Regions from separate parts of the Mus musculus genome. Here regions 1, 2, 4, 5 and 6 are each linked to region 3. Evidence: chromatin loops called from intact Hi-C (ENCODE). Cell type or tissue: gastrocnemius. All regions are shown on one strand. Region 1 overlaps Tbce (tubulin-specific chaperone E). Region 2 overlaps Arid4b (AT rich interactive domain 4B (RBP1-like)). Region 3 has its middle 65 kb from the start of B3galnt2. Region 4 overlaps Tbce (tubulin-specific chaperone E). Region 5 overlaps Arid4b (AT rich interactive domain 4B (RBP1-like)). Region 6 overlaps Hecw1 (HECT, C2 and WW domain containing E3 ubiquitin protein ligase 1).

Region 1 (4,000 bases), 150 kb before region 3:
GGAGAGGCGTGTCTCACACCCGGATTGGTTATGCACTAAGCCTCATTTGCATGTTCCTCATCTGATTGGCTCCTCTCTCTCAGTACCTTACAGAACCTCATTATCATACCTCATTTGCATGTCTCACATCTAATTGGTTATACTCTCAGTACCTTACAGAACCTCATTATCATGCCCGGGCCAGGCAGTGTCTTTGCAAAAAACTTTACTGCATATGTACACGTTGGTTGTTTGTCCAATCTTATGCGTGGTGGCCAGCAGTAGTCAGTGCCACTCAGCAACGGCACATGTGGCTTCCCACAGGTCTTCAATTCTATTCCTTTGCTCTTCCTGCCTGTCTCAGTACTAATACTATGCACTTTTTACCACTATTGCTCTGTAGTACAGCGTGAGGCCATGGATGGTGATTCCCCCAGAAGTTCTTTTATTGTTATTTCAATATCCTGGATTTTTGGTTATTCCAAATGAATTTGCAAATTGTTCTTTCTAACTCTATAAAGAATTGATTTGGAATTTCGATGGGGATTGCATTGAATCTATAGATTGCTTTCTGCAAGATAGCCATTTTTACTATATCAATCCTGCCAATCCACGCACATAGGAGATCTTTCCATCTTCTGAGATCTTCAGTTATACAGACCTTTCACTTGTTTGTTTAGCGTCACACCAAGGTATTCTATATTATTTGTGACTATTGTGAAGGGTGTTGTTTCCCTATTTTTTTTTCCTCATCCTGTTTATCCTTCGAGTAGAGGAAGTTTAGGAGTTCTCTGGTGGAATTTTGGGGGTCACTTATATATAGTCTCATATCATCTGCAAGTAGTGATATTTTGACTTCTTCATTTCCAAATTGTGTCCCTTTGACCTCCTTTTGTGGATTAATTGCTCTGGCTAGGACTTTGAATACTATATTGAGTAGGTAGGGAGAGAGTGGGCAGCCTTGTCTCGTCCCTGGTTTTAGTGGGATTGCTTCAAGTTTCTCTCCATTTAGTTTGATGCTGGCTACTGGTTTGCTGTAGATTGCTGTTACTATGTTTAGGTATTTGGTCCTGGAGAGCTGTGCCACAGGGCTAACTTCCCGGTGCAGATGGAGACCAGAAGGATCTTGTTTTGTGGTTCCTGAGCTCTCGGATCTCCTGGCAGTTCCCTCTTTGGCAGTTATTGCAGCAAAAGTGTTCGCCTCGTCTGTGAACTAAGGAGTAACAGCTCTCCTGGGAGACCAGATCTCTCCGGGCAGGATTTCAGAATTCTTTTTTCTTTTTGAGAGAGGGTCTCATTCTGTAATCCAAGGCGGTTTGGGAAATAATCTGAGGCTGGCCTCAAACTATCATCAACACTTTTGCTTTGCTTTAGCCTCTCAGTGTACTAGCCAGCAAGTCTGGCAATCAATAAATTTACGAATTTTTAAAACAAGGATTCACTGTTAGAAGCAGAACTCACATTTAGAGCAGGATGACCTTGAACCCGTGGCAATCCTCCAGCCTCAGAGTGCTGAGACTACATTTGTGATTCACCACGCCTTCAGAATAACAGGTTTTTTGTTTTTTTTTTTTTTGGTTTTTGGTTTTTGGTTTTTTTCCAGACAGGGTTTCTCTGTGTATCCCTGCCTGTCCTGGAAATCACTCTGTAGACCAGGCTGGCCTTGAACTCAGAAATCCGCCTGCCTCTGCCTCCCGAGTGCTGGGATTAAAGGCGTGCGCCACCACCGCCCGACCCAGAATAACATTTTTTACAGAGTTTACTACCATTTGGGGATTGGTCTGTGAGCTGTAGTTGAATCCAAGATTAGGGTGTGATTTAGTCATCCCCAAAGAAACAGGCTTGTTGAGACAACAGGGTCTATAAATGCTAATAAGAAGACTGCTCTCTTGTCTGGTGTGAAAGTTAGCCAGGTCCACTATCCATTGAGGTTTTCTACTATCTTTTTATGTCATTACTTTTTAAATTTATTTATTATATGTAAGTACACTGTAGCTGTCTTCAGACACTCCAGAAGAGGGCGCCAGATATTGTTACGGATGGTTGTGAGCCACCATGTGGTTGCTGGGATTTGAACTCAGGATCTCTGGAAGAGCAGTCAGTGCTCTTAACCGCTGAGCCATCTCTCCAGCCCCATATGTCATTACTTTTAAATTTTCTTTTTTAAGATTAATTTTTATTTTATCTGTATGGGTATTTTATATATAAGGTATGTATGTGCACCACATGTATGCAGTGCACCAGGAGGCCAGAACAGGGCATTGGATCTCCTGAGACTGGAGTTACAAATAGTCTTGGGCTGCCATGTGAATGCAGGGTTTTGAACCTGGGTTCACTGGAGGAGTAGCTAGTTGTCTTAACCACTGAGCCATCTCTCCAGCCCTAGTTTTAATTTTTCTATGTACTCATGTTACGGGTGATGTTGTAAACACTACCTGGAACTTTTGTTTGTTTTGGTTTGGTTTTAGAGGTATCTTTATATAGTCCTGGCTGTTTGGAAGCTTAGTGTGTAGACCAAGTTGGTTTGGAACTTCCCCTCTCTGCCTCTAGAGTTCTGGGCTTAAAGATGTGGGCCACCACAGCCCAATGCAGACAATTTTATAAATCATAGTTTTTATTAGGGTCTATAAAAATATTCAGAGGTTTAAGGTACTGATCCAGATCTGCCCTGATTTAGAGAAAGTTCTTCCACAGTGGCCTTGAGACCACTGGAGTCCGTCATGCCAGACCATTTCCTCCTTGTTTATTTCCTGCTGCAGGGTTTCTGAATTGCTACCCCTACCTCATCCACCTCATTTGTAATCAGATTCATTTTCAGTGCATCATTGAGGAGGAGTGTGGTGTTCTGTGTTGTTCCATGAAGGGGACTTTTTCTTTGTTCATAATTGGGTCACAGTGTAAAAGAATCAGATTCGCTAGAAGTTGGCTTCTTTTAATATTGAAGGCAATACCTACTCCACCTTTGGTTACCAGTGTCATCAGTCTCCCCAGAATGGCTTTTGACTTGCTTTTGTTAAAGGAGACCACAGAAAGCAAATTGATGCGAAACTAGTACACTTCCTATTACTCCCCTAAAGAGAATTAGTCGTTTTCTCCTTTCTTCCTCCTCTTCTTTTTCTTTTTCCCTTTCCTTTCCTTTCCTTTCCTTTCCTTTCCTTTCCTTTCCTTTCCTTTCCTTTCCTTTCCTTTCCTTTTCTTGTCCTGGGGCCTCCCTTATACTAGGTTACTGCTCTACCACTAAACTCTACCCCCAGCCATGGTAGGGTCTTGTCTGTGCTGATCTTTAATATTTGATTTTCCTACCTCAGCCCCAGAGTAGTTGCAATTATAAGCCTGTGGGTCTGGCAGGACTTTGCCATGTGACTTACTGGCCTATTGTATTTATCTCAGTTGTCTACTGAGACACTTGTTCAGCCCAAACCTTCAGAGTCATTATGACTCAGCATTTTTGTGTATTCATAACAGCTAATTCTCTGACAGTCAAAATATGTCCAAATCATCAAGCCATTTCTCAACAACACTCACCTGTTTAAAAAAAATAGCAGTGTCTCTCATAAGATTACTGTCCCTAACTACTAGTCACAGTTTCTTCTTGTCAGTTAGCATCACAGAATCTACAGGAATCGTTTTAAGAAAGTAAGATAATCTCATTCCTTTGCGGTTTTACTCTGCAGAGTCCTAACTGACCTGGCCCTGCATCATCCTTGATCTGCCAATTGCTGATCTCTCTCTCTCTCTCTACATAAATATATATATATATGTGTGTGTGTATATATATATTTATTTTATTTATTTATTTATTTTTTAGAGACAGGGTTTCTCTGTGTAGGCCTGACTGTCCTGGAACTCACTCTATAGACCACCAGGCTGGCCTCGAACTCAGAAATCCACCTGCCTCTGCCTCCCAAGTGCTTAAAGGCGTGTTCCACCACTGTTTGGCTGATTGCTGACTTTTTAATTGCACCATTATCTACCCTCAAACACATTGTAACTTCTAAGATAATAAGATTTTCAGTTTCTT
Region 2 (4,000 bases), 290 kb before region 3:
TTTAATTATACAAGTCATCATTTGATTAAACATGTTTTCACGTTATGACAAACAGAAGTCCTACAAGCATCTAAAGCAACCCTCAGGCGAGTGTTTCACAGGCCAGTATGAAACTGCTGACTCAGCTCCACATTGTAGCACACCAAGACTCCTCCTGGCTAAACCTGATGGTGGCCATAAAAGAGATAATGAGTTATAGGATGCATTCTGGACACATATCAGTGTCTCTATAAGTGTCCCACTGATTGAACCATTCACAACATCAGCAGTCTAACACATTAGTAAATGAAAACTAAACCCACATGCCATATATGTGTTTTAAGGCTCAAATGTATAATACCTGAGAAAGCTGCAAACCAAGTATTGCTTTTCCTTTGGTACTTAGCCTGATACAGTAGTATACACTTAGCATTACAGTACATTTTTGCCTATCACAGCAGCATCAAAACACTGCATTATGCTTAAGAAAGCCATTTAGGGACAAAGGATCCCTGAGTGGTAGAGTACCAGCTCCCCAGTCTAACATTTCCTAGAGATATCACAGTTTTATAAGAATGAATAGGATTCTAGATGTACCTAGAGTTTCAGATACCTGAGAGGAGGAGAATCATTTGAGCCTAGGAATTCAAGGCCACCCTGGGCAACACAGCAAAATCCTGTCACAAGGGGCCAGAAAGATGGCTCAGCAAGTAAAAATACTTGCCATGCAGACTGAAAACTTTGAGTTCCACCTCTAGAACCCAGTAAATGTGGAATGAGAGAAATAGCTCCAAATTGTTGTCCTTTAACTTTTACATGCACACTGTGGCATGCACATCCCGCAAACATACTCCTCGCGAATAATAAATAAATTTAAAAGTAGAACCAAACTCAAGCCAGCAATGATGTCAAAGCCCTCCATGCGTATGTGAAAGAGGTTAAGCAGCAGTAACATCCTTATCAGACGGCAATGGGAAGACCAACTAAGTGAAAGGTACTCAGACCTACAACAAAAGCTGCAGTGCACTCTGCTTAGGCTACATGAAATTAAGACTTATAGATACTATTACTAATATATGCTAAAAAGAGACAAAAATACACTCATTTTAAAGATAATGGAAGTGGATATTTGGTGCAGACAGAAAACAGGAAATTGAGTTCCAGTTCAAATATCTTTTCTTTGTTTTGCTTCATTCTGTGTAGCCCTGGTTGTCTGGGAACCTGCTCTGAATATCAGTTTTGCACTGAGACACTGTTTCAATGTAGTGTGGACTAGCCAGAATTTGCTATGTAGCCGAGACTGACCTTGATTCCTGACCTTCCTGCTTTTCACTCTGGTGTAGAGATTATTGAGAATTCAAATATCTTCTAACACTACAAAAAGCCCAATGTTTTTAAAAAGAAGTGGCAAAAATGAGAAAAATTTCAACTAAGAAATAGAAAAGCAGGAGCTGGTGAGATGGCTCAGCGGTTAAGAGTCCCAATTGGTCCTGAGTTCAAATCCCACCAACCACATGGTGGCTCACAACCACCTGTAACAAAATCTGATGTCCTCTTCTGGAGTGTCTGAAGACAGCTACAGTGTACTTACATATAAATAAATAAATAAATAAATAAATAAATATTAAAAAAAAGAAATAGAAAAGCAAAATATTTTTAATTTTTTTCCCACTGAGATACCTTATTAGATAGAACATTTATTCATCCCTCAAAATACAACTTTAAAGGATACTAGAATTGCTGGATATTGTGATGCATGTCTTTAATCTCAACACAAGGGGGAGGCAAAGGTGGGTAGATCTCTGTTGAGTTTAAGGTCACTCTGGTCTACAAATTGAGTTTCAGGCAAGCTAAGCGCTACATAGTGAAACCCTGTATCAAAAACAAAAAATACCTGAATGTTGGAGCTGAACACATTAAAGAACACCTATAATCTATCACCTAGGAGGCCAAAACAGGAAAATAAAGAGCTCTGAGCTAGTATGGATACAGAGAGAGACTCTGTCTCAGAAAACACCAACATTAACAAATAAGAATAAAAGAATATACTGCAAGTGTATAACAGCCTTATCCTCTTGACTATCATGATTCTCCCTGTACAGGAGGGCTCCCCCGAGTTATTTATTGTTTTAAGAATCAATAGGAGGGAACTGGAAGATAGCTCAGCAAATAAGAGGTACATAGACAGAGTCCAAGGGCATCTGCATTCACATACATACACACAGACACATGAAAAGAGTGAAGAAAAAAATAGGCTAAAAAAAAAAAAAAAATCACATAGGATACCAACCATTCAAAATAATTAGGAAATGGGAGCAACCTAATTATCCATTAACAGGTGAATGGATGATGAAAATGTGACATACATTTTTTATATATATATATATATATATATATATATATATATATGTGTGTGTGTGTGTGTGTGTGTGTGTAATGAAATTTTATCAAGCTATAAATAAAAATAAAATCATTACACATGCTGGAAAATGGATAACCAGAAATCATTATGGTAAATGAAATAAGAGCGGTTCAGAAAAACAAAACAAAACAAAAAACAACTTCGTGGTTTCTCAAATATGCAGACTCTAGACTTTAAGTTTTAGATAGATGTATGTAGAGTTGTGAGTGTAGATCATGAAACTGGAATGGTAATCATGAGCATATATCTTAATGGGGAGCAACATGAGAAAGAGAAGGAAGAGACAGGATAAGGGGGAGAATGGAAGAGTAATACCAGTAAGAACAAAGTATGGGTGAAAATGTCATAGTGACTTTAGAAGAGAATCACAATACAAGGAATCAAGGATATGCATTCGAATATGGATCTCCACTGAGCAGAGAACACTAGGATTACAACAGCAACTCTATGTAACAGTTGTTCAGATGAACCCTGTCAAATTACTGTATTCCTGTTCATCAGTCAGCATGCTTCATGATGTTGAGGTTCAAGCACAGTCTTATGGCTATATGAAAGCAGAGAGACTGACTGGATGGCTCACACACCCATCTGCCTTTACCTTTACTAAAAAGTACCAAGGAACAACAATGGCCTCTTCATTGCAAGAAAAGACAGGACAGAAGCGAAGAGGACTTTTGTTGTCTTGTGTTTTTCCTATTCAAGAACATATTTAAAAAGTTAAAACAAATAGTAAACAAATTAGGCCTGATTGTTTTAATTAAGCAGTATAGTTCAGGGGTTAAACACTTTGTCAGTATAAGCAAGGCTCTAGAATTGAGCCTTAGTACTACCAAAAAAGGAAGAAAAAGAAGGACTGGTTAGCCTCAGCTTTCCAATTCCATTATTAGTAATTATATAATAATTTTGTACATAGAACCTTGATAAGCATCTGATATACATCTAAACTGCTAGGCAAATACAAATGCCTAATCTGAGAAGACACATACTAAAAGTACTTAATATAAAAGATTCACATGTCTTGTGGCCTGAAAAAAATGGTCAAAATTATATAGAAAAGCGTATTTATTCAATACATATCAATGCATTCAGCATAAAGTTACAATGTAGCACTTATCTGCAAGGAGCATACAATTTAACCTAGAAGACAATGCAAAATAGTAATTGCACGGTAATGATACGAACCTTTTGAAAGAAGACGTCATGTCGGATGTGACCTTTTTAATATGTTGACAATACTGACACATTGCAAAAGGAAACCATTCAGAGACAGCTGACTACTTGCTCTCACCAGAGAAAACTACAAGCTCTGAAAAGCTTTCTGACTTTTGTTTGGCTGTGTTGGCAAATCATTTGGTGATAATAAAGCAGCAGACCGTTGGTCTATAAAATGGTTATTATGCCCACTTCGACAGATCTTCTGAAACCCAGCTTTCAAAAAAATACTTTATGCACATAGTAATATATACCCAGCCATACCTTTAGCTAAAAAAAAAAAAAAAAAAAAAAAAAGCACACAGAAACAGGTGTTTTAAAAATACTGTCAGAACAGCTGGACATGGTGGTCCACGCCTTTAATTCCAGCATTTAGGAGGCATAGAT
Region 3 (4,000 bases):
TTAAGAGCAGTCAGGAGGAAGTTAGATCATACTCAGATCCACCTCTGAAGTTTATGTCTGTGCAAAGGCCTGGGCCTTATGACAGGCCTGGCACAGCCCGGAGGTACATTGGCATTGTGAAACAGGCAGGTCTGGATAGGATGAGGTCTGGTGCCTATAGTTCAGGCTATGGGGGCTATGAAGAATACAGTGGCCTCAGTGATGGCTATGGCTTCACCACTGACCTGTTTGGGAGAGACCTCAGCTATTGTCTCTCAGGAATGTATGACCACAGATATGGAGACAGCGAGTTCACAGTGCAGAGCACCACCGGCCACTGCGTCCACATGAGAGGGCTGCCCTACAAAGCAACGGAGAACGACATTTACAACTTCTTCTCTCCACTCAACCCTGTGAGAGTTCATATTGAGATTGGTCCTGATGGAAGAGTGACGGGAGAAGCTGATGTTGAGTTTGCTACTCATGAAGAAGCAGTGGCAGCTATGTCCAAGGACAAGACCAACATGTAACACAGATACGTAGGACTCCTCCTGAACAACAGGGGCCAGCAGTGGGGCTTATAGCAGCCTGGTGATGCAGGGCATGGGTGTGTCAGCTGCCCAGGCAACTTACAGTGGCCTGGAGAGCCAGTCAGTGAGTGGCTGTTACAGGGCCGGCTACAGCGGTCAGAACAGCATGGGTGGATATGATTAGTACTGTAGGAACATTTGAGTTATTTCAATCAGAAAATTTCACAGGCAGCCAATAAGCAGTCAAGAGCAGTTTATAACTCTAGAGGAAGCTGGGGGACCCACTTTGCACCATGAGTTTGTGAAATCTGGATTAAAAAATTACCTCTTCAGTGTTTCTCATGCAAACTTTTCTTCTAGCATGTAATATTGAGTAAACTAAAACTATTTTCTTCCGCTTTTCTCAATTAACATTTTTGGTAGTATACTTAAGAGTGATGTTATCTGAGTTAAGTAGTTTAAGTATGTTGAGTGGATCTTTAAGCACACCACAGTGAACACACTGGGGATATGTACTTTTCTGGAGAACCCAAAGGTGCTAGATCCCTGATGCAAAAGAGAAGCATTTCTCATGTTCATTCTAGTTTATATTTTCATTTAAAATCTTTAGGTTAAGTTTAAGCTTTTTAAAAGTTAGTTTTGAGAATTGAGAAACAATACTAATACTGTAGGAATTGGTGAGGCCTTGACTTAAAGCTTTCTTTGTACTGTGATTTCCTTTTGGGTGTATTTTGCTAAGTGAAACTTGTTAAATTTTTTGTTAACTAAATTTTTTTCTTAAAATAAAGACTTTTTCACAATGAAAAAAAAAACAAACAAACTACTTTTGAAATTCCAACTATTATTTGAAAAATTGCTTATCTTTGATAACTTGATAAATTTAGAGGTATAGTGATGTTTTTATATGAGTTTAAAAATTATTTCATGAATCATTGTAAGGAACTCATGGACCCAGGCAGCAATGATGCTCGCAGCTCCCTGGCTTCCTAGCCACCAGCAGGGCAGCACTTGCTGCCCACTGCCCCAGACCACGCTGCGGTCCCAGGTAACCATGGGAACCAACCTTAGCGTGTGTGTGTGTGTGTGTGTGTGTGTGTGTGTGTGTGTGTGTGTGTGTGTGTGTCTATGTATACAAATAAGCTGCTAGAACCTATTCCCCAAGTTCAAGGATTTCCTTTCCGCCTGTCACTAACCCCAATTCACGACAGTTTTGTGACAGTTGGCATAAGTCGGCAGCCGGAAACCAGCTGGAGTTTAGCAGCCACTTAGCACCATCTAGTGGCTGTAATTTAAATTGCAGGCCATTTACTGGGGAGTAGAATTCAGATATGCTAGCAGGTGTTTAGCAGCTGCTTAGCACCACCTAGCGGCCACGATTTAAATTACGGGCCATTTACCAGGTGTTAGAATTCAGCTATGCTCCTAATCTGAGACGCTCTGGTCTTGAAGTTGAAATGACCCCTCGAAGCCAACTCTGATCCGAAAGGTGAAGAGGAAGAGCGGGTAGAGGACAGAGTAGACAGAGAAGCCAGGGGGGAGTCTAACCCTTACTCAGGAGGCACTGGCCTTCCTTAAAGTCAAACATCTATGATGCTTCGAAGCAACTCTGATCCGAAAGGTGATGAAGAAGAGTGGGTTATAGACGCAGATAAGTACCAAGCCTAATGAGAGAGTGGCTGGCAAAAAGACTAGTGAGACAGGCTGATAAATTATTTAATTATTTTAAAACCCACCAAGAAGTAATATCACCTGGTACTTTAAAAAGAAAATATGGGGAGGCGGCCTCAGCCTCAGCAGCAGCGGTCACCATCCTGGTTACGGGACTCCGTGGAACTTAGGAAATTAGTCTGAACAGGTGAGAGGGTGCGCCAGAGAACCGGACAGCTTCTGGGACAGGCGGAAGCACAGAGCCACAGAGCCGCTGAGGCATCACCCTTGGCGGGCCACCTTCCGGACCAGAGGACAGGTGTCCGCCTGGCTTGGGAGGCGGCCTCAGCCTCAGGAGCAGCAGTCGCCATCTTGGTTCCGGACCTCCCTGGACCTTAGGAATTTAGTCTGCACAGGTGAGAGTCTGCACCACGGAAGCTGACAGCTTCTGGGAACTGCCAAAGCAACACAGCTTCTGAGAAAGGCCCTGTTTTGGGCCTTCTTCTTCGGCCAGGAGGAGGTCCAAAAACAAGATATCTGCGCACCTTCCCTGTAAGAGAGCTTGCCAGCAGAGAGTGCTCTGAGCACTGAAACTCAGAGGAGAGAATCTGTCTCCCAGGTCTGCTGATAGACGGTAACAGAATCACCAGAAGAACAATCTCTAAACAGAGTCAACTATAACTACTAACTCCAGAGATTACCAGATGGCGAAAGGTAAACGTAGGAATCTTACTAACAGGAACCAAGACCACTCACCATCATCAGAACCCAGCACTCCCACTTCGTCCAGTCCAGGACACCCCAACATACCCGAAAACCTAGACCTAGATTTAAAAGCATATCTCATGATGATGGTAGAGGACATCAAGAAGGACTTTAATAATAATCACTTAAAGAAATACAGGAGAACACTGCTAAAGAGTTACAAGTCCTTAAAGAAAAACAGAAAAACACAATCAAACAGGTAGAAGTCCTTACAGAAAAATAGGAAAAAACATACAAACAGGTGATGGAAATGAACAAAACCATACTAGACCTAAAAAGGGAAGTAGACACAATAAAGAAAACTCAAAGTGAGGCAACACTGGAGATAGAAACCCTAGGAAAGAAATCTGGAACCATAGATTTGAGCATCAGCAACAGAATACAAGAGATGGAAGAGAGAATCTCAGGTGCAGAAGAGTCCATAGAGAACATCGGCACAACAATCAAAGAAAATGGAAAATGCAAAAAGATCCTAACTCAAAATATCCAGGAAATCCAGGACACAATGAGAAGACCAAACCTACGGATAATAGGAGTGGATGAGAATGAAGATTTTCAACTCAAAGGACCAGCAAACATCTTCAACAAAATTATTGAAGAAAACTTCCCAAATCTAAAGAAAGAGATGCCTATGAACATACAAAAAGCCTACAGAACTCCAAATAGACTGGACCAGAAAAGAAATTCCTCCCGACACATAATAATCAGAACAACAAATGCACTAAATAAAGATAGAATACTAAAATCAGTAAGGGAAAAAGGTCAAGTAACATATAAAGGCAAGCCTATCAGAATTACACCAGATTTTTCACCAGAGACTATGAAAGCCAGAAGAGCCTGGGCAGATGTTATACAGACACTAAGAGAACACAAATTCCAGGCTACTATACCCAGCCAAACTCTCAATTACCATAGATGGAGAAACCAAAGTATTCCACGACAAAACCAAATTCACACATTATCTCTCCACGAATCCAGCCCTTCAAAGGATAATAACAGAAAAAAAACAATACAAGAACGGGAACAACGCCCTAGAAAAAACAGGAAGGTAATCCCTCAACAAACCTAAAAGAAGACAG
Region 4 (4,000 bases), 110 kb before region 3:
CTCAGCAAGCAGGGCACAATATGCTTGTCTCCACTTGCACACAAAGGCTCCTTCTGCCAAAAAGGTTAAACTAGGGGCCTGGAGAGATGGCACTGAGTGGTTAAGAATACTGGCTACTGTTGCAGCCAACTGGGGTTCAATTCCCTGCCAACACCCTCTTCTGGACTCCTTGCTAACTGCATATGACAAAAAATGTCCAAACATATTAAATAAAAACAAATCTTAAAAAACATTAAACCAAAAGCAAAGTGCTTCCTCAGAGGAAAACTTTTCAAAAGTAAACCAGGTTAGGGTTAAAGTTATCTTACTTATACAGATGTGGACTGTCAGTGAGTTCATATGGTATGCTGGGTAGTAAAAGTCCTTCCAGGTAGGGTTGGTATATGATGTATCTTACACCTCAGATGAGAGCTAGGCAACTGTACTTTTATTTTTGCTAGGCCAAGTCAAATGAAATGTGGACCTGATGGGTTTCTTTCCTTTGTTGCTTCAGTGGTCATTTATCAACGAGCTGGATAAACTGCAGAGCCTGCAGGCCCTGTCCTGCACTAGAAACCCTTTGAGCAAAGCGGACAAAGCAGAGGAGATCATTATCGCCAAGATTGCTCAGCTGAGGACCCTGAACAGGTGCCAGGTGAGCAGTGGCCCTACCTGCCCTTTGCTTTAGTGCTGGAGCGGAAGGCTTATTGCTACCTCTACTGGCCTCAACTTCTGGACTCAGTAATCTTTCTGATTCAGCCACCAGAGTAGCTAGGACTACAGGAGTGCCGTGGCACTAGGTAAAAGAAAAATTTTTTAAGACTAGAAAACAAATTATAAGAAATGTAAAAGAAAGGGCTAGAGAGATGGTTCAGTGGTTAAGAGCACTGACTGCTTTTCCAGAGGTCCTGAGTTCAATTCCTGGCAACCACTTGGTGGCTCACAGCCATCTGTAATGGGATCCAATGCCCTCTTCTGGTGCCCTCTTCTGGTGTGTCTGAAAACAGCTACAGTGTACTCACATACATTAGATAGATAGATAGATAGATAGGAAGGTAGGTAGGTAGGTAAAAGCAGGTTACATTTGGATAGTATAAAGTGGCGAACAGGAGCATTTCGCTTGTCGATATTCTTTGCCAGCTCCTTGGAAGGTAGAGGTCGGCACCCAATCAGTCTTCTTTGCTGCCTGAGCGATGGTCATTTAAGGAGCAGTGGGGAAGTGTGAGGCACTTTATCCCATGTCCTTGGAAAGAAGGCAGAAAGATCCAAGGCCCAGAGCATGTCTTTTCTGTCCTTGTTTCCTCCAAAAGTGAGGCTTGGATATCTTAGGCACAACCTGAACTTTCCTAGAGGAAGCCAGCTATTGTAGCTCACACCAAGAGAGGTGACCCTAGGCACCTAGTGCAGATATTATCGTGAAAATTTCAAAATGGGGGGTGGAAAGAGCATTTGTTGTTGCAGTGGATCCACATAGTGACCCATAGTGTTTCTAACTCCAGTTCCAAGAGATCGAATGCCCTCTTCTGGCTTCCTCAGATACTACAGGCATGTTAGCGAAAACGTAAATGCACCAAAATAATAAAATAACAATAAGTCTTGTTTGTGGGGAGAGAGGGGGTCATGCATACTAGTGGGCATATAAAGACCAGAAGACAACTTGGCAGGAGTTGTTCTCCTTCCATGCAGATCTGAGGAACTAAACAATGGTCTAGGCTTCAGGGCAAGTGTTTTAACTGCTGAGCCATCTTGCTGGCCCTGGTTATTAGTTTTTTAGAAGACTGTGCAAGCACATGGGGATGTAATGTTAGTAAGTCTTCAGTGTTATATAATGGCCATTTTCAATTTTGTTTTGAGACTAGAGTCCCTGATCAGGGCTGGCCTTGAATGCCTTACAGTTCTGCATCAGCTCTTTAAGGTCCTGGGTTTCTTTGGTCCTCAGTTCTAAAAGGGGAGGCGGGGGAGGGGGGAAGTAGGTAGAAAGTGTAATAACCACTCCTCCCCTTTTTGTTGTTTGTGCACGGGCACCGAAGGACTGGGTAAAATCAGAGTACCTCACTAGAAGATGCTGTAAAAGACATATTTCTATTTCACATCAATGCAGATTCTTCCAGAGGAAAGGCGTGGAGCTGAGCTAGATTATCGAAAAGCCTTTGGAAATGAATGGAGAAAGGCTGGTGGACACCCAGATCCAGACAAAAACAGGCCAAATGCAGCGTTTCTCTCAGCCCATCCTAGATACCAGCTTCTCTGCTGCAGTACGTCCAGGTAGCCTGTGCGGACTCCAGCTGGATGTCCACAGGGCTGACGTGGCAGTGCAGAAGACTCTGCTTTGTCTTCTGTTTTGGGGGCTCTTTGTTCCCCTGTTGAAAGGGCTCTGGGCACTTTCCTGGGGCTATATCAACTAGTTGAAAACATCAATATGAACTGACCAGTACCCCCAGAGCTCCTTGCAACTAAACCACCAATCAAAGAAAACACATGATGGAACTTTTGGCTCTAGCTATATATGTAGCAGAGGATGGCCTAGTCGGTCATCAATGGGAGGAGAGACGCCTGGTCCTGTGAAGGTTCTATGCTCCAGTATAGGGGAATGCCAGGGCCAGGAAGCAGGAGTGGGTGGGTTGGGGAGCAAGGGGGAGGGGGGAGGGAATAGGGGGTTTTCAGAGGGGAAACTAGGAAAGGAGATAACATTTGAAATATAAAGAAAATATCTAAAAATAAATAAATATATATGTGAAAAAAAAGGAGAAAACATACTAAATTGGCAGTGTCAACATGTGTTCCCTGGAGACCTACGCTTTGCAGGGAGGAGGGGGATTGGCTCTTTAAAAGTTGGCAGTACTCCAAGGTCATCACAAGCACTGGTATTTTCTAAAGCTCTCAGTGTTGCAAGCTCATAAATAAGCTATCATTCTTCCCAAGTCCCCATCCTAAGGTCATATGCTGTATTGTCTGGCATTCAGCATTTCACAAGGGTTAAATCAGCACTCTAATTGGGCCCCAGGCTTTAAAGCAAAGGATTGGCGTTATGTACCAATGTATTTTCTATTTTGTTGTGACATCATTTTTATCATTCCATGGTTCACATTTGAGCCATTTTTCTTTTCATATATTTCCTAATACCAGCAGCTCACTGCATTAATGTTTCAGCTGGAATATTATTTGAGGAAGACAAACTGCCTACGCGAATTGCTTTCAAATTACTCAATTAACTGGTTCAGTTTCCTGGCTGATCTAGGTAAATTCTGAGTTGCTTGAGGGTGAAGAGAAGGCTCTAAGCAGCCTGTAGGTATATGAAGTTTAGCTTCTTACTGCCAAGTGTGTGCAGAGAAACAAACAGCAGTTGGCCAAGTACAGTGGGGAAGGACAGTAGTTCCTCCTCTTCTGTACTTTCAGTTACCTTTAGTCTACCTCAGCCCATACATTGAATGGAGAATCCCAGAAACCAAAAATTCATTGTTTTAATTGCATAGCATTCTAAGCAGTGTGGTCCAGTTCTATCTCACGCAGCACAAGACTGCCTCTGTCCAGCATTCCATGCTTTGTGTGCTGTCTGCCCTGAGTTAGTCAGTGAGTCAACAGGAAGACCACCAAGGTGTCACAGCGCTTGTGTCAAGGACTTTACTTGAAAATAAATACCCCATCGCAGATGAAGACAGTGCCATGATCTGTTTGGTTTGGTTTTTCGAGATAGGGTTTCTCTGTATCCCTGACCTCCAACTCCAAGATCCACTTGCCTCTGCCTCCTGAGTACTGGGGTTAAAGGCATACGCCACCACCACTACCTGGCCAGTGCCATTCATGATTCTTAAACTCCAAAAAGCAGCTGTGAAATAGACTTACTGCAGCTTCAAAGTACAGAAAGCTGTTCTGAAAGAGCAGGTTCACATAATTTCCATCACAGCACTTTGGGGTGGTGGTTCTCCTATACTGTCTAATTAATGATCACAGGTACTTGTTAAAGACATAGCTAATGCTATTCAGGTTCATATATCCACTGCCCTAGGATGGGTCCCCACAG
Region 5 (4,000 bases), 280 kb before region 3:
TTCCTCAGCACACTAATTCCACTAAATGGAATACACTCAGGTACAACAAAACAAGGGTAGACTAGTCTAAAAAAAGAACTAGAAAACTAAGCTGAAAAGGAACAGTTCAGTAATTTTAAAAGAACAAGAGAAAAAAGAAAGTCCTAAGAAATGAGGATTCCCAATGGAACTGAATCTCTCAGTTGCTAACAAAGACTAGCTCAGTGTTCTAAAGAGAAGTTATACTCCTGAGCCCTGAGAACGCCATTATATGAATCATATTATTATGATTAGTTAGGAAAACAGCAACATAAAGTAACAAACTACAGTAGTTAGCAGAAGACAAAACAAAAAATTAAAGAGAAAATTTCCAAATACAAATAAGAAATAAAGCACAAGATAATTAAGGGTAGAAAAGTAAGAGAAAAAACAAAAAACAAAAAAAGCAAACAGATGCAGCTGCGGCAGCCAGATACAAGCGGAGTGTCATAGGAGTGACCAGCTGGATGTAACATTACTGGTTAAGACAGGATGCCAAACCCAGTAGCCCTGATAGATAACTATACTAAAAATATGGGACGAGGGGCTATCTGAGTGGGCTTACCCATAAATGAGAAAACAGGACAACATCTAGACAGGAGCATGATATTAACTTATGACTAGAGGTGACAAATACACAGCCTGATTGTAGGTGAAAGCAAGAAATTAGTATAAATCAGTAAAATATTTTTTCTTGTTTCAATTTTCCAATCAGATGTAAAATTCAAGTTACCAGCTGAAAGTGAGGACAGGAAAGCAGGGGAGTGGTAATTAAAAAACAGAATGTAAAATAGTCTGCTAAAAAAATAAGAAAGTGAACAGAAAAAAGGAATTTAAAAAAAAAAAGGAATTAAAAAAAAAGGGAATAAGGGCTCACTTAAGGTTCATGTACTATATATCACAAGTCAGTGATGCTACAGAGATGGCTTAGTGGTTAAAATTGCATACTACTCCCTCCAGAGAATCCAAGCTCAGTTCCTGACACACATGTTGGGCAACTCACAGCCCTCTGTAACTCCAAGTTATAGACCACCCACAGGAATATAATTCTTAAAATTTTACAAAGCCATATTTTCAAAAGCACTGTAATTTTAATTTTAAGCCATTAATTTTATTTGTATTTATTTTTCTAGACTGCATGTTATTTTTGGAAGGATTAAAAATCATTCGTACATTGATTTAACCCACTCCAAGCCTCCTATGCATGGTGATTCTCTATCAGTTAGCAGTAACTTACAATCACTGTATCAGAAAAACTCACTACTGCTATTATATCATTTGTGGTTTGGGTTCAAGAGCTCCAAATTTACTTGAAGTAAATTTAAATAAAAAACTTTTCATTCTTCCTTGTTGTGGCAAAGAACACTCTCCAATGCTTATATAATTTTTGTTAACATGTTTTATACTATAAACTGGGATATGAACAATACTTAAATTTATGCATCTGAGGAGAAAGAAAAATACAGAAATCAACAATAACACTTTTAAAAACTAAAATATTCTTATTTCCTTTTTCTTACAGAAAATCGGATAAAATAGACATAAATAGCTTCATACACAAAGTGCTAAAGCCTGCTTATTGTGAACAGCGTGAATGCCAATAAAGCCATTCTCATGAACCTCTATGCATAAAGCTTCATGTCTAACGTTTCCTTACATGTTAGTGTACACAATAACACTGGAGACCCCTAAAGTCACAGAAAATAAACTGATGGTGATTTGTTGTAGTCCTCTGTATCAGTTTCAGACATGATGAAACATCAACAACAACAATAGTTTTTGCTGGTTTATCACTAAGGCACTCTTTGGTAATTACTGCTGAGAACAGTAGGAACATTGTCATGCTCACTAAGATTAACTGTTAAATGTGCTGAAGTACCGTCCTGTCCTCTATGCTGCAGAAGTATGCAGATCCACCCCAGAGGTCTTCATCCAGATTGTTAGATTCTTCTTTTAAAAGTTCTTAGCACAGAACTGCTTGAGGTCAGAACAGACGGCATCTGTCTTAATAACGTCAGTATGACTTGCTGGATCAGGTCTCACTTCCCTTCCTGGGTCATTACAAATCTGAATGCCTCAACTTAAAATCTTCCTTTCTTTCTGTCAATTTCAAAACTGAAATACTGAATATTCTTTCTACCTTCTGCAACCCAAACACTAACAAAACTCTGCTTTTCTTTATAGTCAATCTCTTCTTAAAAATCAGAAAATATGGTTTTATAAAAAGTTGCACTTAAAGTGTGAAATAATTTCCTCCATATTTTCTATGCTTTTGCTTAGGAAGCCAATTAGTAAAGATAATTGAGCCTGAATGTTGTGAAATCTGGACAATGCCTAAATCCTATTCATCAGTCATGAAATTTCAAGCACTTAATATAAGCAAGAGGAAAAATTGCTTCTGTGTGGAAACCAGCAAAGTAACTCGGAAAGAGAATGGAAAGGACAGCTGAGAGACAGCAAGCCTCTCTGCCCCTGTAGGGGGCTCAGCCTTCAGGCTCCATAATGTATATTTAAGTTTGCATGCACCTGAGGGAAGAACAAGACCACCTTAACACCTTTATTTAGTAAGATGAAAACTGCCTAACACTGAATAAAATATTCCCACATAAAAATCTGAGGTTTCTACTATCAGCCAACCTGTCAATGAGAGAACTTCCATACAATAAAGACAGAAGAGCCAACAACTGTGAGGACAGACAACATTCTGGGTACCATGCACCATCTGGCAAGGTCTATGCTTCAGAACAACCACACTTCACAGCACTGGTAAGGAGAAATTCTGAAACCTATATCTTTACTACCTTAGTGACCAGTTCAGTCGCTGAGCTCCTTCCTGACTTAAGTTGACATATTCTTCCCAGTGTTTTAAAAGTCATACATATACTTTAATATATCAAAGTATAAATTATTATAATTTATAAATTATAATTATAATTTATTATACTTTCCTCAAATTAGAAAGGCAATCAGATCAGGTCACACTTGCAGAACTGACTGCTGTTACAACAGAACAAGAGGTATGCTATTAAGATACGAGAATTTGAAACGTTTTCTTAGAACTTCCCCCAAACATTAAGCACTGTGTTTGTGTAGAGGTGACAACAGGGACCAAACTGAAGGACTCATAGTACTCAGTGGGTACCTGACCATAAGACACATCTCTTCTCCAAGAATAAATTTAACTATAAAGCCTGACAACTATATTTTTCCTAAAAAAACCACAAGGACTCCCTTGATAAAACCACCAGTAGAAACAACTGAGCCTAATTTCTCAAACTCCAACCGGATTTCATACATATAATTTCATATGTAACAATAAACATTCCAAAGTTAATGAAGTTACTACTAAAAGACAACTAAATGGTCTGCCTTAAAAATTGACTTCTCAATTTTGGATAAAACTGAAATAGTCGCTTCAGATTAAACTCCCCAAAATTATGCAAGATAAAAAAAAAATCTTTTTTTTTGTTTTTTTGTTTTTTGTTTTTTGTTTTTGTTTTTCCAGACAGGGTTTCTCTGTGTAGCCCTGGCTGTCCTGGAACTCACTCTGTAGACCAGGCTGGCCTCGAACTCAGAAATCCACCTGCATGTACCTCCCGAATGCAAGATAAAAATCTTAAGTCACTGACCACACCTCTATCTAGACCTCTGCTTTGTCTTTCACTGCCTGGATTCAGGCGCAGTGGATAGGTGCACTCTCTCTTAGCACACTTGCTGTTTCCAACTATGGTTTCAAAGATACAAGTAAGGCCCTGAGACTTCCAAAAAGGTAATAATGTAGCTGCTGATAATAAGGTCTTTTAAAAAAAAAATCAGTGATGCTTCGTAAAAAATTCCAACTCTGAAATCCTTGCCTACTGAAGGATGGTGTGACGGCTTAGGAAGACCACTAAGAAGAGTGTGGCGACTTAAGTGGAGAAAGCAGGCACCCTGGTAATGTCAAGAAGTAAAACCCATTATCAGTGTGAGGTTTTCTATTATT
Region 6 (4,000 bases), 420 kb before region 3:
TAAGATCATCATTAAATTGGTTATTTTTCTAATAGTTGATATCTGAATTATCTAATAACCTACTTTAGGGAAGTCTTCTTAGAATATACTTCTGCAGTTCAACTACATTTTTCCTTCCATCTCTCATATACATTAAATTTTAGATTTTCTGGTATTTGGACTTTCATTGGTCATTGACAACTTTCTAGATTAGACATTTGACACTATGTTTTCAAACAGATATGTCATATACATACAAAAGCATAAGGACACCAAATTTATCTTCCCTTTAAAACTTGAGAGTCACTATATCATTACCTAACTCATGAGTTTTCAAGATAACATCTAAACCAGTCCCAAAATTGTCTTCTCTCACTTAAGCCAAATGGTTTTCTTCCTTTTGAAATTAAGTTTAGTATATCTTTAGCATTTTCAGCACAAGAGCATATTGGTGTTATTTCTACCACATTTCTATCTGTAGAGCACAGACGTTTTGTTCATTCCTGTGTAGCATTGCTCTTATATGCCTAGCTCAGATAAACATAAATCACACTTAACTCTCAGTGTCAAGGGTTTCTTCATGGATTTCAACTCACTTCAACTTACATGGACATCCCCTAGTCATCTATACCTCCGCCTTGAGTCCCTATGCTCTATGTGATGGCTACTTAGCAACAATGTTATATATCTACCATACATATATATACATACATATTCATATATGTATGTAACTACAACTAATGATAAAAGGCCAAAATTTTTAAAAAGACCAAGATGAGGTATATGGGAGAGTTTGAGAGAAGAAAGGAATGGGGGGAAATATGTAATTATAATCTCAAAATTAAAAAAAAATAATTTAAAAGATTTTATCTTTTTATCTTTTACACATTTTAAAATATAGTTTTAATTAAAATATAATTTCATCACTTTCTCCCTTCCTCTCCTCCCTCCAGCTTGGTGTTTGTTGAATTGTTTGATTATTGTGGCTTCACATTTTATTACATGGCTATTTTGAAACTGTAGTTATCAATTCTTCCATCCACCCTCTTAAAAGGAAATGCAATTGCTTGAGCCTGCTCAGTTTTGAAAGAAGCTTTTGGGGCTGGAGAGATGATTCAGTGGGTTAAGAGCACTGTCTGTTCTTCCAAAAGACTGGAGTTCAATTCCCAGCACCCACATGGCAACCCACAACTGTCTGCAACTCCAGTTCCAAGGGATCTGACACCCACACACCAATGCACATAAAAGAAAAATAAATCATTAGCAAGATACTTTTCAAAGTTGCAGGTGCACTGCTTCAGAACTAAGTTAAAAGGGGTTTGAACACAAGAGCTGTTGTGACTGCCCCTAGCCACATTCTATTAGCCTGAATGAAGAGCTGATTCACAACACTAACACTTACTGCAGGGTTTGCTCAATTTTCTGCACCCATTTCTTGAATAACCAGCAATATTTTTAAAGCAGTAAGCAACTTTCCTTTAGACACTAATAAATTTAAGCATGCATCCTACTCAAGGAACCACAATTATCATGGCAAAGTAGAGAGTCTGAATGTATTAGCTCCTTTCTAGAAAGCTAATTCCCACTCTTGTCCAGCAGTCATGGTAAGTGCTAGAGGGCAAGGGCAAGAGGGATGGGAGGGCCTTCATAATGAGTCACTAGTGAGTGCTATCTTCAGAAGACCTGGAAGCAGAATTTGTACACATAGGTCAGTAGTCCCTTCTTGACTTTTCTTGTCCTATTATTAAACATTAGACTGGGAGGCTCGAATTGACAGCCATGGACGGGTCTTTTATGTGGACCATATAAATCGCACAACCACCTGGCAGCGACCATCGATGGCCCCTACCCCCGATGGAATGATCAGATCCGGGTCTGTCCACCAGATGGAGCAGCTTAACAGAAGGTTGGTGATTGGTTCAGAATGAGATCCTATAAGCCTGGTAAGGATGGAAAGACATCCCTCTTCTGTTTTCCAGTTCATTATAAGGAAACTGAACAAAATTAATTACGTTAAGCAAGCTGTTCCCAGTATTTTGAAGGCTGGGTTTGGAAGTTAGTGACAGAGAGCACATTAAGCTTGAATGGCATTTAAAGATAGGGTTCTTCAAACTGTCTTACTGGTACAAGCCAGAAATCAGAAATTCTTTAATTTTGGCCCCATCTCCCAAGACATTTACCAAGGATGTGAGGATCTCCATGTGAGAATTTTTGGAAGACTAGTTCATGTCCATCATGAGATGTTTCCAAAGATACCTAACTCAAAATAGTTAACATTCCAAGGATAGTTTCCATAAAAGTTTTAAAGAAAAAATTGCCACATAGGTCACAGTAGACTTAGTCCTCGTCTCATCTCCACTGTACACCCATCATCATGGAGGGTGTGCTCCTCTCTCCTCTCTGTGCACTTAGTTATCTTATAGTTGTCTTATTAATTGTTCTGGAAGTCTTCTTGGAATTGTAGACACTTCTGATTCCAACACAGTGTTTTACAATTTTTTTCCAACTGCTTTATTCAAAGCATTACCAAACACAAATTGGTTATGGTCTTTCCAATTTCTAATGTACAGGTATCAAAACATCCAGAGGACCATGGCAACAGAGAGAGCTGAAGAAGATTCTGGCAATCAAAACTCTGAGCAAATACCAGACGGAGGAGGAGGAGGTGGTGGTGGGAGTGACTCGGAAGCAGAATCATCCCAATCAAGCTTAGGTATCAGAGCACTAGAGGTGGCATTTTATGTGACAGAAGTGTGCAAGTCCCTACCCTGCCTCATGGGATAGCCACATGTCTCACAGATAAGAGAACAGCAAAATATGGGAGAACAAGTTGAAGGAATCAGAGGCCTGAGTTAAGGGGATAGCGAAGCCTCCCAGCAGGAATCTCAGAAGACACAGACTCCTGTGTGGTTAAGCAATGTTTATCTGTTGGTGTTTTAAGGATTTGTCACTTATAAATAAAACATGGCAAATGGTCACAATCCATTTCAAGTGAGTCTTGGGCATTTCAGATAAAATTCAGTTTAACCAAAGACACAAAGAGGTTTCTGGTGAGTTTCTTGTTCACAAAGCCCAAGAGCATATTATTTTTACCATGTGTCAAGCCTTATTTTCCTGAGATCTTAATTCTTTAAATCTAATCAAATTAAGATGCCAATAATGATGTTTTAGAAGCATGAAGTTGGCTTCTACTTTCTGTACCCCTAACAACATATTCAAGTACCACAGTGAAATCCCAGTAACCCACTTCCATTTGAATTGGGTTGGTAACACATTTGCCAAAAAAGGCCCAGTTTCAGTCTAGGCAAGCAAATATTTAAATTCTTATTCTATCAGGTCTCAGCGATTTTTGGCAACATAGATATCATACATCCTTATTTAATTTATTTTACACATGTACACAATGCATTTTAACCATTTAAATTTCCTGCCCTGCTCTCTCTCTCTCTTGTGTGTATGTCTCTCTCTCTATGTCTCTGTCTATGTCTCTTTCTGTCTTTCTCTAGAACATTTCTTTACAATAGGCTCCCATCCTATTTCCATATAATCTGTATGTGTGGTCCACTGAGTTTCTTGGCTAGTGGTAGGTGGAAGGATGCTTCCTAGAGCAAGAACAAGTTATCAGTGGATCCATAAGTAAAGAAAATGATGTGAAACCCCCTTTCCCCAGTGGGATCCTCCCTGACCCATGATGACCTATGGATGGGCCCAATCTTTAGTAAGTCTTGTGTAGACAATGACAGCTGCAGTAAATTTAAATATATAGTGGCCATGCTATAATTTGAAGACATCTTTCAATTGGCCATCCCACTACTTACTGGCTCCTTTCTTCTTAAATGCATACACACATTTTAATCAGTAATTTTAATTGTGTCCATTCTGCTTTTTCTATCACATGTACTAACAACCCTGGTTAGGTGTTGTTGTTGTTGTTGTTGTTGTTGTTGTTGTTGTTGTTACTAATTTCTTTGTTCAGTCTTCTGAAAGACATATGGTACAACAATCGAGTAAATAGAAAGAG

Evidence for each region. Hi-C counts contacts between places; a loop is a spot of excess contacts. Peaks named below come from ENCODE experiments on the same cell type or tissue, not always from the same donor. Only the 100,000 strongest peaks of a DNase experiment are listed, where the experiment ranks them.
Region 1: a loop joins it to region 3, with 4 times the contacts of the local background. A loop is called at or near these places in 2 of 42 quality-filtered maps.
Region 2: it touches region 3 in a loop (19-fold over the local background); 15 of 42 quality-filtered maps call a loop at or near these places.
Region 4: it touches region 3 in a loop (3-fold over the local background); 3 of 42 quality-filtered maps call a loop at or near these places.
Region 5: a loop joins it to region 3, with 8 times the contacts of the local background. A loop is called at or near these places in 14 of 42 quality-filtered maps.
Region 6: a loop joins it to region 3, with 9 times the contacts of the local background. A loop is called at or near these places in 3 of 42 quality-filtered maps.

The regions. Positions count from the first base shown.
Region 1 is chr13:14,033,539-14,037,538 of GRCm38, reverse strand. All of the region lies in intron 1 of Tbce (tubulin-specific chaperone E), which reads left to right. Among named protein-coding and RNA genes, the nearest start is that of Tbce, 4.1 kb to the left of the region's middle. In gastrocnemius, a CTCF peak has its summit at 1,961 (motif pointing right); no DNase peak of the experiment used is centred here; H3K27ac peaks cover 1,980 bases.
Region 2 is chr13:14,175,993-14,179,992 of GRCm38, reverse strand. The region is part of intron 17 of Arid4b (AT rich interactive domain 4B (RBP1-like)); the gene reads right to left. Among named protein-coding and RNA genes, the nearest start is that of Gm26129, 91 kb to the right of the region's middle. In gastrocnemius, a CTCF peak has its summit at 1,756 (motif pointing right); no DNase peak of the experiment used is centred here.
Region 3 is chr13:13,887,450-13,891,449 of GRCm38, reverse strand. It overlaps the pseudogene Gm7446. Among named protein-coding and RNA genes, the nearest start is that of B3galnt2, 65 kb to the left of the region's middle. In gastrocnemius, no CTCF peak of the experiment used is centred here; a DNase peak (open chromatin) is centred at 1,791; H3K4me3 peaks cover 417 bases; H3K27ac peaks cover 249 bases.
Region 4 is chr13:14,001,777-14,005,776 of GRCm38, reverse strand. Tbce (tubulin-specific chaperone E) reads left to right here. Exons shown (of 17, transcript NM_178337.3): 12 at 494-634; 13 at 2,081-2,234. Among named protein-coding and RNA genes, the nearest start is that of Tbce, 36 kb to the left of the region's middle. In gastrocnemius, CTCF peaks have their summits at 983 (motif pointing left) and 1,511 (motif pointing left); a DNase peak (open chromatin) is centred at 923.
Region 5 is chr13:14,170,449-14,174,448 of GRCm38, reverse strand. All of the region lies in intron 17 of Arid4b (AT rich interactive domain 4B (RBP1-like)), which reads right to left. Among named protein-coding and RNA genes, the nearest start is that of Gm26129, 85 kb to the right of the region's middle. In gastrocnemius, no CTCF peak of the experiment used is centred here; no DNase peak of the experiment used is centred here.
Region 6 is chr13:14,304,668-14,308,667 of GRCm38, reverse strand. Hecw1 (HECT, C2 and WW domain containing E3 ubiquitin protein ligase 1) reads left to right here. Exons shown (of 29, transcript NM_001081348.3): 12 at 1,735-1,885; 13 at 2,550-2,692. Among named protein-coding and RNA genes, the nearest start is that of Gm30893, 220 kb to the left of the region's middle. In gastrocnemius, a CTCF peak has its summit at 1,846 (motif pointing right); no DNase peak of the experiment used is centred here.